2 separate regions of the Homo sapiens genome follow, and region 1 is linked to region 2. A link is a loop called in an ENCODE intact Hi-C map of the cell type or tissue named here. Cell type or tissue: CD4-positive, alpha-beta T cell. All regions are shown on one strand. Links, peaks and the distances in the headings refer to the core of each region. The heading gives the core; the rest is flanking DNA. Region 1 overlaps ZNF469 (zinc finger protein 469). Region 2 holds the start of ZC3H18-DT (ZC3H18 divergent transcript).

Evidence for each region. A loop is a pair of places that touch in the nucleus more often than their neighbours do. Peaks named below come from ENCODE experiments on the same cell type or tissue, not always from the same donor. Only the 100,000 strongest peaks of a DNase experiment are listed, where the experiment ranks them.
Region 1: it touches region 2 in a loop (10-fold over the local background); 90 of 110 quality-filtered maps call a loop at or near these places.

The regions. Positions count from the first base shown.
Region 1 is chr16:88,438,769-88,447,085 of GRCh38, reverse strand. It overlaps ZNF469 (zinc finger protein 469), which reads right to left. Exons shown (of 3, transcript NM_001367624.2): 3 at 6,333-8,317. The coding sequence ends at 7,754. Among named protein-coding and RNA genes, the nearest start is that of ZFPM1, 10 kb to the left of the region's middle. RefSeq lists an enhancer at 3,098-3,963. In CD4-positive, alpha-beta T cell, for the core only: CTCF peaks have their summits at 3,689 and 3,889 (motif pointing left); DNase peaks (open chromatin) are centred at 3,895 and 4,429.
Region 2 is chr16:88,557,548-88,565,864 of GRCh38, reverse strand. It overlaps ZC3H18-DT (ZC3H18 divergent transcript), which reads left to right and starts at 3,882. Exons shown (of 3, transcript NR_146877.1): 1 at 3,882-4,361; 2 at 4,494-4,614; 3 at 5,140-5,762. In CD4-positive, alpha-beta T cell, for the core only: a CTCF peak has its summit at 3,713; DNase peaks (open chromatin) are centred at 3,774 and 6,650.

The DNA of each region.
Region 1 (8,317 bases), core at 295-8,294, 120 kb after region 2:
CTTGGTCCGTCGTCAGTCCTGTTTTCAGCCACGAGCTTGGGGGCTGTTTGTGACACGGGCGTAGATGGTGCAGACGAACGTGGGTGAGCGGAGGCAGGGGCTGCGCACAGCTGCGGGACGCAGTGGCTGCACCTCTGGCACCGCCGGGGAAGCTCTCGGCACAGGACCCGAGGCACGATGAGGAGCCAGGAAACCTGTGCGCGATGGCGAGGACGGCCCGGGCAGGACATGGAAAGCGGCTGTGGCCTGTGTGGTTGGTCCCAGGCGATGCTGCAGGAAGACCTGTTTGGTTTTCAAGCAGAACTTAGGAGCCATATGCGAGAGTGTGGATATGCCAGGCTGGAAAGAAAACTGCCACGCGTTTCCAGTCTCTCTCGCTGAGAAAGATGCTCGGAGGAAGCCCTGGCCTCAGAGTGAGGAGCTGGTCCAAGGTGTGGCTGCAAGACTGCGTGTCTGGCCCCAGGAAGACCCTGTTGCTGCATCTGGACATCGGCCTCCAGAATCGGAAGAGCTCGGCCACACAGCAGCCACGGCTGGCAGAGTGGAGAAGGGTCTGTCCATGAAGGTCGAAGGGGCCTTGCTCTGGTGGATGCACCATGAGATGAGATGGAAGGAGGCGGAGACAACACAGAGGGTGAAGAGGCCCGGGACCCCATGACCTTCACCAGGCAGGGGAGCGAGGGAGGTCCCTGAACGGCAGACTCGGCCGCCTCGAGGAGAGGACACCAGGCAGGGGAGCGAGGGAGGTCCCCGAACGGCAGACTCAGCCGCCTCGAGGAGAGGACACGCCAGTGCAGAGCCAGGCCCCAGGTGGCCGGGCTAACAGCACAGTCACTGTACGGGGCAGGGCCCGGGCTTCGGAACCGCCTGTGGCAGTGACGGACATGTGCCACCCTCCTCCCAGTTCCCGACAGGGGCATTGGTAGCATTTGTCCTACACCCCGTGCCCTGCACCCCGACGCACGGGCATACTTCACCGGAGGAATGACTCGATGGCCTCAGCCACACCTGGCCCTATCTAAATGTCAGGGCCCCGGGCCTGAGCCTGACGCTGAGACACGGTGAGACTTTTGGGGAGACTTTTGGAGGGGTGAGTGTGCCCTGCATCTGGGTGGAATACAAATAATTTGTGGCCAGAGGGCAACGGTGATGGTTTTAAAACATGGCCCCCGGATCTGTGACACACCTCCGTGCGGGCAGGGAGACCCAGGCCCCGTCTTGGATTTTGGCTCCGTGACTGCTTGGCCGGAAGGATGTGCGGGAAGCCACGCCACTTCGGCTCCCAGCCCAGCCCTCGAGAGGCCGGCGGCGTCTGGGTCTCGTCTTTCGGGACCCTCGATGTTGGAACTCAATCACCATGTTGGGTGGAAGCTCACTCGGAGACGCCAGCCCCAGCAGGTGCCTCGGGCAGCAGACGAGCTGTGCCCACCCAGCCCTGCCCAAATGGTAGATTTGTGAGCAAAAGACGCGATTGTTGTTCCGAGCCACTGAGTGCCGGGGTGGCTTTTCATGCAGCCAGAGATGACCGAGACAGAGGGTGGGAGACGGAGTCGGAGAGGGGCAGGGCCCCAGCCGCGCCAGGCCCTGGGGGGCGAGGAAGCACCGCATGACTTTGACTCCGCAAGCCTCGCCGCAGGGGCCCAGGTCAGTGTGGAAGGCGCCAGCCGCAGCGTGTGCGTCTCTCCTCACAGAGAGAGCGCCACTGCCTGGCGTGAGGCCAGCAGTTCACAAACGCCGTCTCCTTCTCACCACAGTCCCGGGAGGTCTCATGGAGCCCGTTTTACAGACAGGGGAAACTGAGCCTGCAGTGTGAAATCCAGCCGGGCGCAGGGAACCGCGGCTCCTTGCCTGGAATTGAGCTCTCAGAGGGAGCTGCTGGGAGCCAGGGCTGGAAAGGATGTTGCTGGTCACTTCGTCCATTTAACAGATGGAAGAACTGAGGCCCGGTCGGGGGTTGCTGGTGACCAGCCTGAGGCCTCTGGCCCCCAGCTCAGTGCTCTGCTGCTCCTGGGTACCTCCTGGTGCTGGCAGAACACATCTGCCCTCTCCTTGGGCCCAGAAGCAGGCCTGGGGTTCTCTCGGGCAGTGCAGGCCAAGGGGCAGTGTGTTCACCTCCCTGCCATGCCCCGGGCCTTGGGGAGGACCAGCTCTGCCTCCTCTCCTCACAGCCACGCGGCTGGTCAGTGAGACAGACACTGCATTGGGGAAAGGGGCCGTGGGCTTGGGACCCAGGCCAGGGCAGGCCTGGAAAGACAGACACCCCTGGGCCTCAGCGTGGCTGTCCTGGGGCTGCGATCCACCCAGAATTGGGAACTGCCTCCCGCTGCTTCCCAGCTGGAACCTGGCGTGACCTGCTTGTTGTCCTTGCGCTGGGAGGGGGAGACACTGGGGCTGGAGCCCCCAACTTCAGCTGCATCTCTGTGGCCCATACGTGGCACGTGGACAGAGGACACGGGCAGGACTGAGCTCCCCATGGGCTCCAGGGCCTCCAAGTCCCATCACCTCTGGGGTGTTTCAAGGAATCCCCACATTAGCCGCCCCAAAGTCACTGGGACACAGCCCCTTCCCCGGGGCCGGCCCTCTCCATCCCCCTCTCCCCACTGCGTGAACCTGGCCATCCACACATCTTCTCAGGAGAGCAGATGCTTCAAGGTGTAGGAGCGTGTAGGAGAGCCTGCTTTCAATAATGAGTTTCCCAGTAAACCGTCCCGGTAAACTGTTCCCTGAGGAGGGTAGGAGGGTGTGCCCCCATCCCGCGGAACCCCTGACCCTGCCCTGCATACCTCCTCTCTGTGCGGTGGGGTGTGGGGATGAAGCCAGGCCTGCCACTCACCACTGGCACCCTCCTACCCTCCCTCTGCTTCCTCGCCCCACAGGCTGAGACCCAAGGGCACCTGGCATGTGCTCCCCTGCCTGCGTCTCCTCCACGGCTGCCTGCCCCCTCTGTCTCCTCAGCCTGGCCCAGGGCACCCACTTCTCTCCTACCCCACTTCCCCAGCGGCCTTGGAATCTAGACGTGGATGATGGGAAATAACGCCGCTGTCTATGGGAGCTCTCTGCATACTCATAGCCTCCCTGCCTCCCCCTGCTGCTTCAGGGCAGCCCATTGGGGGTTCTGGCCACAGAGGGACTCTGCAGTCTTGGGGCAAACTGGGCCTCAGAATCCTGGGTGGGAGAGACAGAGTCCCCAGGTTGGGAGAGTTGGTGTGGACGGTGACCCTGACTGTGCCCAGGGGGAGGGTTGGTGTAGACGGTGACCCTGACTGTGCCCAGGGGGAGGGTTGGTGTAGACGGTGACCCTGACTGTGCCCAGGGGGATGGTTGGTGTGGACGGTGACCCTGACTGTGCCCAGGGGGAGGGTTGGTGTGGACGGTGACCCTGACTGTGCCCAGGGGGAGGGCTGGTGTGGACAGTGACCCTGGCTGTGCACAGGGCCGGGCCTCAGTGTCCACTCCCTCTGCAGGGGTCCCCACAGGGCCTGCACAGCTCACGCCCAGTGCTCCTCTGCTCCCAGCTCAAACACCTGTCCTTCAGGGAACCCTGCAGGGACTCCGCAGCACTCTCTCCTGTGGCTGTGTGAGCGACTGGCAGGCACCTGAGTGCACCCCGGGGGCCGAGTAGGCGTGTGTGCGTGCGTGCGTGCATGCGTGTGTGCCTGTGGGCATGCGTCTGAATGCCCAGGTGTCCGCAGGGGTGAGGCTGTGCTGTGTGCACGTGTGCAGTCGAGGGATTCCCGCCTGTCTGTCCCCTTTAGTGTGTGGAGGTGCCGGGTGTGCACGTGGGTGGTTTGCAGGTCAAGTGGGTGTGGGGTCGGCAGGTGCGGTGCCTCTGGAGGCTGCAGGCGGCCGCCCTGCCCAGGTGGAGGCTGGACCCCCTGGCTGGGCGAATGCTGCCACCTGGTGGCCAGGCGGGGGCCGTCCACATCCTGGGTCTCCAGCCAAACGGTGGTTTCAGGCCCCACAGGAGGAGCGGTGAGTGGACAGGGGCAGGGCTCACTCCTGGCAGTCCCTGAGCATGGCCTCAGATGGCTCAGAGCAGCGGCCCTCCAACGTCAGCCCCCGAGGCTGGTGGGAGCGAGTGCCCAGCCCGTCCCAGAGCCGCTGACCCGAGTGGGGTGCCCTGGATGCTGCCGGCCGGGGCCCTGCCTGAGACACACTGTGCTGAACAGACACACTGCGGGTGTCCCAGACTGCAGACCTGGTGGGACCTCAAGGGTCTCCACCCATGAAGTCCATGGGACCCTTTCACACACCGAGCCCAGACAGGCAGCCCCGTGACCCACCGCTGCCCCAACACCAACTCAGAGCCCTGTGCGGGGTGCAAGGTCCTTTCCATGCCCTTCCCCCCAACCCCCGTCTACGGGCCTCCTGCGGAGCCTCCTCCCTGGATATGAAGCCACCCGCCAGGTATAGTCCCTGTGCCAGACCAGCACCTGTTCAGAAGGCCCCGCCTGGGGGCTGCGTCTGCTGGCTTCCCTGAGCCAGGCTCCTTGCACAGTGGGGGGGTAATGTGAGCAAAGGGGGTGGGCAGATGGCCACACCCCCACTCACCAGCCCCTCCTGCAGGCAGGCCTGGCCCAGGCTGCCTTGTGGCCTCTGCCACCATCAGGGCTGGGAAGACCCCAAAACCAGTGTCCGAGCAGAGAGCCACCCAGGCAGAGGACGGCGGGCGTGAGGGGAGGGGCCCAAAAGGAGGGAAGGGGCCGTGTGCGGGCCTGGGAACAGTGTTCCTGGCAAAGGGAACCCTGCAGGCAGGCGCCTGGCGGGTGGGGAGGCGGTGGGGGTGGGTGGGCCACAGCCGCAGGCCGCAGGTGAATCTGTCCTCTATCCAGGGAAGAGGGGCACCGTGTGCTTGGACGGAAGTGGTGAGACCCCGGTTAAGGTGTCTCATTTAGGAGCTCCGCTTCCCGTGGAAGAGGGGAGGAAAGCAAGGCTGGTGAGGCAGGGAGGGCTGGAGGCCTCCTCTGAGCAGCCTCCTCATCTGCCCAGTCAGGGGTCTACTCTGACCCACCCTCACTGGAGAGGGTCACTTGTCTCCTGGACACTGGGATCTTTGAGGGGCGCTGTAGGGCACAGGAGGCTGGGTGGGGAGGGTCTCCTGGTTCCACTCTTCCTGCGGCCCTGGCCCCTTCCCTGCGGCTCCCTCAATGGAGCCACTCTGCTCCCTGAGGACCCCATCCCGGAGCCAGGAAGTTTTGGAAACAGAGCGGGAGACTGAGGCAGTGCTGCTGACGGCCTCATGATCTCCGTGTGTTAACAAGCAGGAAGGTGTGGCTGCCCCGCTGGGAATCATTTGTAAGATCCCGCCCAGGTTCTGCTGGGGTCTAGAGCTCCCCATGCCCCCAGCCCCTGCAGCTGGCATGACGGTGTCCGACATCCACCCCGAGAGCAGGGCTTTGAGGACAGGCGCTGCCCTCCCCACGCTGGGCCCCTTCGCAGACGCCCTTACGGTGTGAGTTCCGCCAGCAACAAGTGGAAAGCAGGGGAGGCCCAGCGCCCACCTGGGGGAGGGGTGAAAGCTGACCAAGTCCATTGGCCAAGAAGATGAGAGGATGCCTTGATGGTCAGTGGCAGGCACTTCCACAGAACATTCCAGAAGACAGTCTCAGGAGAAGCTTGGAAGGGCCATGAGGGAGCAGGCTTTGAGGCAGGGACGTGTGGACACCTTCAGGGACCCGAGTGTGGGAGAGAGGAGGGGACAAGGCGGACAAGGCTGCGTCTCTGGGTAGGTGAGGGGGCCTGGCTCCCCAGCCTGGGAGGGCTGCGTCCTGGCATGTGAAGGCTGGAAAACTCACACCAGACGGGTGCCTGGGGGGAGGCCCGAGGGTGGCAGAGCCCAGTCCCCACGCCTATCCTCCCTCAGCCCAGCCCCATCGCTCCCTGGGTCCCCCGGGCTGCTTCTGATGTGGGGGAGGGGCGCCAGGGCACCTCAGCCTCCCGTCTGTTCCTCCTGGGGGGTGAGGGGGGGCCTCAGTGAGGATGGCCGGGGTGGGCCTGCCCCTTTCTGGAAAACCTGGGCCAGCCCCCACTGCTGAAGGGGTGGTGTGTTCCTCCTGGGGGCGGGGGAGGTCCTCAGTGAGGATGGCCGGGGTGGGCTTGCCCCTTTCTGGAAAACCTGGAACACCCACTGCTGAAGGGGTGTTCTTAGGACACAGCCATGGCTGCATCACTGGGTCCTGCACGAGGTCCCGCAGCCCCGGCTGGGCCCTTGGCCCACGGTGGCCCGAGAGTGGCAGCTGGCGCAGACACCCTGGGAGCCAAGTTCTGAGGCTCAGGGAGGTGCAGACCAGGGATGGGGGCCGGCGGGAGGACAGACGTCACGCAGCTGGAGGTTTTCTGCGAAAATAGTGGGAATATATTTGAAAAGACAAGTCACTATGATGTTTACAGTACAACCTCAGGGCCCCTCCGCACTTGGTTTGCGACACTCCGGAGGCGTTTTGAATGGCCTACAACACCTTCCAGAGAGGCGGTCTGGGCCTGATTTGGTCTCTTTCAAATATCAAAATAAAAACTTTTGACGTACACATTGCACCCAAGTAAAAACTAAACAATAGAGCAAAACAAACCATGGATCTTCAAGATACTTATGGAGAGAAGGGTGAGAAGGAAGCCCTCTCACCCTTTGACCCACCTTCACAGGCACGACGCTGTGAGAGGACACGTGCGTCCCAGGCCTGGGTTGGGTCGGTGCATGAGGGTGCCCTGGCCAGGGCAGCGGCTCTGCAGCCCCAGCCCTGAGCATCCCCGTCTGGCAGCACAGACCTCAGGCTTGCAGCCCGGCAGGGGAGGCAGGGAGAGCGCCGCCATGCAGGTGCCCGTGCCCTCGACAAGCCATGGTGGGGCCTCCCTGACCCCGTCTGTCCCACCCAATACCCCCATTAAAAAAAAAAATCAAGGAAGCCTGTATTCACATTACAACACAAAAATAGCACCAGAAACTTCAGAGTAACATTGCAAATAGGCGGAGCCCAGAGCTCCGTACAGCAGGGAGGCTCTAGAGGGCGGCCATGGAGGCTGGGAGGGAACGAGGAGGGCCCGCGGGAGCTGGCACAGGGGCGGTTTCTTCCCAGTTCCATACGGGAACCCGGTTCCTGGGGTCAAGGTGTGCTAGAGATGGGCTTTTCTCCCGCAGAGCAAATGGAGGCTGGCATGACCCTGTGGTCAGAGGGAGGAGGCATGACCCTGTGGTCAGAGGGAGGAGGCCTGTTGTGCTCTTGGGGGACCAGGCGGCTCAGAAGCAACCCTTCTAAGTAGTGAGCACTGCCTTCCCCCACGTGGTTTCTAAGGTCACTTTGGAATTCCAGCAACAGCAGCAAGACTAAGAGGGAACCTACCACCATCCCACGGCTGCCTCAACTTACTTCCCTTCTCCATGTGGGGGAACGGGAGGTTGTGCAAATCTCCAAACATTGGCTTCTGTGGTGTCGGTGCCCACAGGGCGCAGGGGTGTGGGCTGAGGGGATGGGCTGCTGTCTCTTCAAGTACTTGGTACCAAGAAAACAGCTGTGTGGTCTCAAAAGGGCTGCAGTGGCCCCGTCTTTCACCCCCAGCCTTCCAGCAAGAAAGGGAATGCTGCCCACCTGGGCCCTGTTCAAAGCATCACCACCTCAGCTCTGACATCAAGGCCTGAGCAGTTGCACAAGAAGTCAAGTGGCCACAGAGTGGACCATCTCAGGGAGCCGGAGCTGGCCAAGGAGGCAGGCCGAGACAGGAACGCCCAGCTCCGGTCCCAGGCTCTTGCTCCTAGAAATTACTCGGAAGCATCTTTCTTTAAAGGGATTTTGAAGCCAGTTAGTCTCTGCCCGAAGAGCTGGCTGAGGAGGTCACTCTGGGCCTCGGCCGTCCGGTGGGTGTGTGGCTCGGCAGGTTCAGCACCGTGGACAGCTGTGCCCCTCTTGGGGGGCCTGAGCAGGGGTCTCCCCTGGGGGAAGGCCTTGCCCAGTCTGTCCTTCCTCTGTGTGTGGCCCGGCTCTGCCTTCCGCTGCTCTGATGGTGGCGGCCTGGGTTTGTTCTGGCTGTTGGGCTTGGGCTTGGTCGGGAGCACGCGGCTGGGAGTTGCCTGCTTCCGAGGGGTCCGGGGGGGCTTGTCAGGGGCTGAGGGGGCTCTCCCGAAGCTCCCCACACTTTCACTCCTGGCTGGCCCTGGGACCTGGCCCTTTTTCCTCTTCGTACTGCTCTCTCCCTTCTCCTTGGGACCTAGGCTCCCGTGGGGCCCCTGCTCACCAGCTTCCCTTGGCCCCTTGGTGCAGCTCTTGGCTTGGGCTCGAGCGGGGAGCCTCTCTGGTGCAGGGCTCCGGCTGGGGAAGCTGGGCTT
Region 2 (8,317 bases), core at 313-8,312:
GGGGTGCTGGGGGTACAGGGGAACTCTGCTCATTTTTCTTTTTTTTTTTTGAGATGGAGTCTCACTCTGTTGCCCACCCTGGAGTGCAGTAGCGCAATCTCGGCTCACTGCAAGCTCCACCTCCCAGGTTCACGCCATTCTCCTCAGCCTCCCGAGTAGCTAGGACTACAGGCGCCCATCACCACGCCTGGCTAATTTTTGTGTATTTTTTAGTGGAGACGGGGTTTCACCATGTTAGCCAGGATGGTCTCGATCTCCTGACCTCGTGATCCACCCGCCTCAGCCTCCCAAAGTGCTGGGATTACAGGCGTGAGCCACTGTGCCTGGCCTCTCATTTTTCTTTAAACCTAAAACTGGTCTAAAAAATTAATTTCATATTTTTTTTTTCACAAGAATGTGGAGCAACTAGAATCACGTACTCTGCTGCTGGGAGTGTGACTAGTGCCCTTATTAAGAAAAAGTCAAGAAACATTGGTATGAATATTACTGGAGATCGGGAAAATGCCGGAAGAGACCATGAAAAGAGTTAAAACTTGTTGCCAATTGGGGGTGGAAACTGGGAGGGAAGAGGCAGGAAGCTAGTTTTAAAAATCAACTTTAGGCCAGGTGTGGTGGCTCATGCCTGTAATCCCAGCACTTTGGGAGGCCGAGGCAGGTAGATAACCTGAGGTCAGGTGTTCGAGACCAGCCTAGTCAACATGGTGAAACCTTGTCTCTACTAAAAATACAAAAATTAGCCGGGTGTGGTGGCGGGCACCTGCAATCGTAGCTACTCGGGAGGCTGAGGCAGGGGAATCACTTGAACCCAAAAGGTAGAGGTTGCAGTGATCCAAGATTGCGCCACTGCCCTCCAGCCTGGGCGACAATAGCAAAACTCTGTCTCAAAACGACAACAAAAAACAACAAAAAAACCCCAACTTTATTGAGTTGGGGTTTGCCAAAATGAACACTTTTTTTTTTTTTTTTGAGACGGAGTCTTGCACTGTTGCCCAGGCTGGAGTGCAGTGGCGCAATCTCGGCTCACTGCAACTTCTGCCTCCTGGGTTCCATCGATTCTCCTGCCTCAGCCTCCTGAGTAGCTGGGACTACAGGGGTGCGCCACCACGCCTGGCTAATTTTTGTATTTTTTAATAGAGACGAGGTTTCACCATATTGGCCTGACCTCGTGATCCGCCTGCCTCGGCCTCCCAAAGTGCTGGGATTATAGGTGTGAGCCACAACGCCCAGCCCAAAATGCACACTTGTAAGTGTGCAGTTTGATGAGTTTTCACAAAGTGTGCATCCACACAGGCCCACCTCGCTAGCAGAGCCCTGTGACAATGACTCAGCCCTTAGAGCACCTGCTAGGAGAGAAGAGTTGGAGGCAGGAACTTCTTCCAGTTGCCTTATGTGCAGAGAAGGAGGCCGAGGCCCAGAGATCACTTGTCCAAGACCACCCCTGGCTTAGCCAGAGCCCACACTGAAACCCAGCGTTCTCAGCTCTTTTCTTGGCATTGTGCAAAGCCGCTTGCAAAGAAAGTAGTGACTGCCCCATTGAAGAACAAGGGGAAGCAATGCAGGCTTTTGAGCAGGGGAGCAACATGAAGAAAGTAGCATGTTATCATTTTGAAGGCCTCCTATATCTGAACCACCTCTGATTCTGTCGTCGCTATTAAGTGCTTTTTCTCTTGGTTTTCAGTGATCTAGTCCCTGCCTCTTTTTTTTTTGGAGACAGAGTCTTACTCATCCCCCAGGCTGGAGTGTAGCGTAGCGGCACGATCTTGGCTCACTGCAACCTCCGCCTCCCGGGTTCAAGTGATTCTCCTGTCTCAGCCTCCCGAGTAGCTGAGACTACCGGCATGTGCCACCATGCCTGGCTAATTTTTGTATTTTTAGTAAAGACAGGGTTTCATCATGTTGGCCAGGTTGGTCTCAAACTCCCAACCTCAGGTGATCCACCTGACTTGGCCTCCCAGTGTGCTGGGATTACAGGTGTGAGCTGTCGTGCCCTGCCCTTCCCACATTTTTGAGACGGGGTTTTGCATGTGTTGCCCAGGCTGGAGTGCAGTGGTACAATCATGGTTCACTGCAGCCTCAAACTCTTGGGCTCAAGCGCTCCTCCCACCTCGGCCCTCAGAGCAGCTGGGAGTACAGGTGTGCACCACCATGCCCAGCTATTGTTTTCGTTTTTTGTAGAGATGGGTTCCCAGTGTGTTACCCAAGCTGGTCTCAAACTCCTGCGCTCAAATGATTTTCCCACCTTGGCCTCCTAAAGTGCTGGGATTATGGGCATCAGCACCATGTCTGGTGATCTGGTCCCTTCTTCTTTTTTTATTTTTATTTTATTCTTTTTTGAGACAAGGTCTGACTCTGTTGCCCAAGCTGGAGTGCAGTGGCATGAACAGGGCTCACTGCAGCCTCAACCCCCTGAGCTCAAGTGATCCTCCCACCTCAGCCTCCCTCGTCCCTGGGAATACAGGCATGCACTCCCGGCTTCTGGTCCCTTCTAAGAGCATGCCTTGTGCTATGGTTTGAATGTTTCTCCTAGACTTTATGTGTTGGGAACTTAATCTCCACAATTATATGCTTTTGGAGGTAATTAGGATTGGATAAGGTCATCAGAGTGGGCCCCCATGATGGGACTAGTGGCCTCATAACAAAAGAAACGGGCCGGGCGCGGTGGCCCACGCCTGTAATCCCAGCACTTTGGGAGGCTGAGGTGGGCGGAGCACGAGGTCAGGAGTTGGAGACCAGCCTGGCCAATATGACAAAACCCCGTCTGTACTAAAAATACAAAAATTAGCCGGGCGTGGTGGCAGGTGCCTATAATCCCAGCTACTTGAGAGGCTGAGACAGGAGGCAGAGGTTGCAGTGACCCAAGATGGTGCCACTGCACTCCAGCCTGGGTGACAAAGCGAGACTCCATCTTGAAAGAAAAGAAGAGAAAGAGAGACTTGGGCTGGCGTGCTCTTGCCCAGCGCCATGCTCTTGGACCTCCAGCCTTCAGAACTGTAAGAAACAAACCTCTCTTCTCTATAAATTACCCACTCTTAAGCTATAGCAACAGGTAACAGACTAAGACACCTTGTAACTTTTCTTATTCTTTTTTTTTGCTCTGCGATTACAGGCATGAGCCATCGCGCCCAGGTTAGCCCTGTCCAGACTGGCTTTGGGGGTTACAGCCCTTGTTCCCAGGGAGTGGAACTTCTGTGCTCCCAAGGGAAAGCCTGTGATGGTCACCAGCCCCCGCCCCCCACAGGGCTTGGTCTCCAGCCCGTCGCAGCTGCCAACACCCCTGCTCAGCTCTCCATCCTCCCGGGAGCCTTTTCTGTTGGGTTTCTTGGAGTTTCTTGGGGGCATATTCAGCTTAGGGGGCGGCCACGGCCTGAAGGGGATTTGCACTCAGGGCTTTGGGCTCTTTCTCCAAGTTCCCTCAGGCCCCAGCAGGTTTGGAGCCTCAAACTCTAATCCCTGTTTCTCAGCTCGGCAAGGCTGTGCTTTCTGTTTTTGGACCTCCACGCCAATGTGGGAAGATGCCCCACAAGGAAAACCAGGCTGAACGTGGGCTCACTTTCTTGTTTATGTTCGCTCAAGGGATATAGCCCCGGGCCCCACCAGCGCTGGTTACTCCCCACAGGCCCCGTTACATGCGTGTATCACACAGCGAAGCGTGTGTGTCCAGCCTGTATCCATGTCTTCAGCGGGAGGCCGAGTGCCATACCAGCGGTTCTGTCTGAAAGCATTTTACGAAGGATAGCCCTTGCTATTTCCTCAAAGAGCCACCAGAGGGCACTCCCACTCCGCCCAGCCGCTGTTCCCGGGGGGAAGGGGGGATGGGGGGGTGAAGGGTGATAGAGGGGTGGGGGGGTGGGGGGGTGGGGGATGGGGGATGGGGGGGTGGGGGTGGTCCCAGGCCCTGGACTGCAGGTGAAACCTGCAGGAAGCCCTGTCTGTTCTGTGTGGGACCCCCACTTCCATCATGGCCCCCACCACAGACACAGTGAGTCCACTCCAGTCCCTGTCCCAGCCTCTGGAGGGATGCTGGCTCTGACCCCATCTGGCCCCCTGCCTTTCCCTCGAGATGTCCATGGGCCCCCAACTCTTTGACGAGGTCTCAGACACCCCAAGGAGGCCGGGGAAAGGATTCCCGGCGCAGCTGAGCTTGAGGCTGGGGGCTTTTCTGTTGTTTCTGCAGCCCCAGGGCCTGGCACCGTAGGACCTCTGCAGGCTGGTGGGGGTGAATGAATGATTGATTGATGAATGAATGAATGAATGAATGTCAGTTCAGCTGCCATTTCACCGCCTGGAATTTGGGACTCGGACTGGCTTCCTGGCTCCTCAGCTTGCAGACGGCCTATTGTGGGACTTCACCTGGTGATCATGTGAGTCAATACTCCCAGTAAACTCCCCTCCATGTATACATCTGTCCTATTAGTGCTGTCCCTCTAGAGAACCCTGACTCATATACTGGGGGTGACGTCAACGCTGCTGTGACTGTCATTTTCTGGTTCTAGAGAAACAGTGGACCCACTGAGACCAAGGGCAAGGGGAGGAAAGGCCCGGGGTAGGGCTGAAGACACAGGTTCCAGGCCCAGCTCTGCTGCTCACCGATGAGGCTTCTCCTCTGTTGAGCAGGTACAATCGTAGGGCCCTACTCTTGAGCTTGCCGTGTGGGTTGACGGTGGCGGTCCACATACGAACACTCAGCGTGGTGCCTGGCATGCAGACAGGGTTCTGTAAATCTCGGTCGTCGTAGACGATTCCATTTATTACCACCGAGCACTTCATGACCCCTTTAGGCAAAAGACTTCCCTCTCTGGACCCCTGCCTCCACTTCTACGTGGTGGCGGGTTCAGGACTGATGGCTCTGTAGCTCCATCCCATGCCATTTCATTCCATTTTCTTCCTTAGCTTCTCCATGTCTTGGCTTCTCTGTTGGGGTGATTTCAGCACCACATGGAGGACAGCAGCCTGGGAGCTGTCCATGGAGCTGAATTCATGGGAGGGCACCTGGTGGAGAAGGCGGGGTCGGGCTGGAGGTGGGGGTGGGAGGGAATCAGCAGGGGATGGCCAGAAATGGAGGGAGCTTGCGTCCATTGGGCACAACTGGGTCTTCCACGCCATGACAGCTCATGGAGTCAGCCTTTCCTGTCGTTCCAGGTAGCCCCAGTTGGGAGCTGAGGTGTGTTGATTGGGGCTCTGGGAACCATAGCCTGCCAGCTGTGGCTTGGCCATCCCCTCTGCCAGCGCTTTCCCGCCCATCAGCCCTTTTCTCTGGAGTCCCTCCTTCAGCCAGGTCCTGAAAAGTCATACCTTTTGGCCAAGCTGCTGAAAATACTACTCAGCCAGAACTCATGTGCTCATGCCAGCCTCATTCATGACACCCTCCAAACCAGAAACAGCCCAGGAGCCGATCAACAGCTTCATGGGAAAATGTATTGCAGTCTATCTCATCGCCGGGCCCTTCCGTGGCCGTGGAGACGGGCGAATCATGGTCTATCCCGTCGCCGGGCCCTTCCGCGGCAGTGGAGACAGGCGAATTGCAGTTATGCGCAGCAAGGAAGCCTCTCTCAATCACATTGAGCAGAAGTGGCCAGGCTCAATTCTGTGGAATTCTGTGTGGATCACAAACAGGCAACATAGAGGATGGTGTTTTGGGGTGCATGTTGAGGGAGAGACGGGGTTCTCTTCATCACAATGGTGGCTGGCCTCCAGGAAGGGAGGGACAGTGGCTGGGAGGCCAGGGGCCTCTGGGATGCTGAAAAATTCTTTTTCTTCTCCTTCTTCTTCTTTTTTTTTTTGAGATGGAGACTCACTGTGTGGCCGAACCTGGAGTGCAGTGGTGGGACCTCGGCTCACGGCAACCTCTGCCTCCCAGTTGAAGTGATTCTCATGCCTCAGCCTCCTGAGTAGCTGGAATTACATGCGCCTGCCACCATGCCAGGTTAATTTTTCGTATTTTTAGTAGAGATCGGGTTTCACCAGGTTGGCCAGGCTGATCTCGAACTTCTGACCTCAGGTGATCTGCCCACTTTGGCCTCCCAAAGTGCTGGGATTACAAGGCATGAGCCACAGCACCCAGCCCAGAATGGTTAATTTTATGTTATGTGAATTTCACTCAATAAAAAAAAGACAGGAAGGGGAAAGAAAGAAAGAAAAGGCAGGGAGCCGGGCATGGTGGCTCATGCCTGTAATCCCAGCACTTTCGGAGGCCGAGGTGGGTGGATCACGAGGTCAGGAGATTGAGACCATCCGGGCTAACATGGTGAAAACCCGTGTCTACTAAAAATACAAAAAATTAGCCAGGCGTGGTGGTGGGCGCCTGTAGTCCCAGCTACTCAGGAGGCTGAGGCAGGAGAATGGCGTGAACCCAGGAGGCGGAGCTTGCAGTGAGCCCAGATAGTGCCACTGCACTCCAGCCTGGGCGACAGAGCGAGACTCCGTCTCCAAAAAAAAAAAAAAAAAAAAAAAAAGGGCAGGGAACACCAGGGGGCCCAGGGGAGTCAAGGTGCCTGTGAGTGTCCCCAGCAGCCCACCTCTCCTCCCCTCCCCCCAGCCTGCAGGCCCCGGAAGCACAGGGCTGTGCCCTGGAGAAGTCTGGAGTGACTTTTAAAACACAGATATGGGGACCCATCCGATTCTGAGTTTCTGGCCAACAGCGCTCCGTGTGGTTCAGAAGTTGTATTGTTTCAGGACGGAAGCAAAGTCCAGCTAACAGCTGTCAAGGGCTGGCCTCTTGCTGGGGCCTTGGGCCCGACTTTCTCCTTTGCTCCTCCCAAAGGCGCTGGGAAGCAGGGTGCTGATGGTAAAAAATGAAGCTCAGAGAGTTTCAGTGCCGAACTCAACATTGCACGACCAGGCACAGGAGGGCACGGGACTCACAGCTCCGGAGCTTGAGGGGACGCGGGACTCACAGCACCGGAGCACGGGAGGGCATGGGACTCACACTCCCAGAGAACGGGAAGACAGGGGACTCACACCCCCAGAGAATGGGAGGACACGGGACTCACACCACCATAGCACAGGAGGGCATGGGACTTACAGCGCTGGTCCATGGGAGACGCGGGACTCACACCCCCAGAGAATGGGAGGATGCAGGACTCACACCCCCAGAGTACAGGGGGACATGGGACTCACACCCCTGGAGCATGGGGGGATGCGGGACTCACACCCCCAGGGAACGGGAGGATGCGGGACTCACACCACCAGGGAACGGGAGGATGCCTGACTCACACCCCCAGGGAACGGGAGGACGCAGGACTCACACCCCCAGAGCACGGGGGGAACGCGGGACTCACCCCCCCGGAGCACCGGGGGACGCGGGACTCACCCCCCCGGAGCACGGGGGGACGCGGGACTCACCCCCCCGGAGCACGGGGGGACGCGGGACTCACCCCCCCGGAGCACGGGGGGACGGGCGACTCACCCCCCGACGGGGGGATGCGCGACTCACACCCCCGGAGCATGGGGGGACGCGGGACTCACCGCACATCTTTAACTCCTAATCCCATCTGCTGGGGAGGCTGCGGCAGGATGAACGCTTGAACCCAGGAGGCAGAGGTTGCAGTGAGCTGAGATCGCGCCACTGCACTCCAGCCTGGGCGACAGAGCGAGACTCTTTTGTCATTTCCCTTTTTACTCAATGGCTACTTTGGTTTTTCTTTTCTTTTTTTTTTTTGAGATGGAGAGCTGGAGTGCAGTGGCACGATCTCTGCTCACTTGAACCTCCGCCTTTTATGTATTTTCAGTAGAGAGAGGTCTAGAAGGCTCAGCTGCAGCCGCCTGCCCCGCAGGGCATTCCTGGCCCAGAAAGGGTAAAATCAGACTCTAAACTCATTCAGCTGAGTGGCTTGTCCTGGGTCTGCTGTAACAAGTGACACCAATGGGCGGCTTAAAGCCACAGAAGCTGGCTGGGCACAGTGGCTACACCTGCAATCCCAGCACTTGGGAGGCTGAAGCGGGAGGATTGCTTGAAGCCAGGAGTTCAAGTCCTGGCTGGGCAGCATAGTGATACCCCCATCTCTAAAAAAAGATGGTGCACGCCTGTAGTTCCAGCTACTCTGGAGGCTGAGGTGGGAGGCTTGCTTCAGCCCAGGAGGTCGAGGCTACAGTGAGCCGTGATTGCACCACTGTCTCAAACGACAACAATAGTGACAACAAAAACACTCAGAAACATATCGCCTCACAGTTCCGTAGGCCAGATGTCTGATAGCAGAGTCATGAAGTGGAACTCGAGGCACGGGCAGGGCTGCAGGCTGCAGGGAAGGCTCCCCACGGCCTCTTCCAGGTTCCCAGGCCTCAGGCATCCGTGGCTCCCGTGCCTTGAGGCTGCATAGCT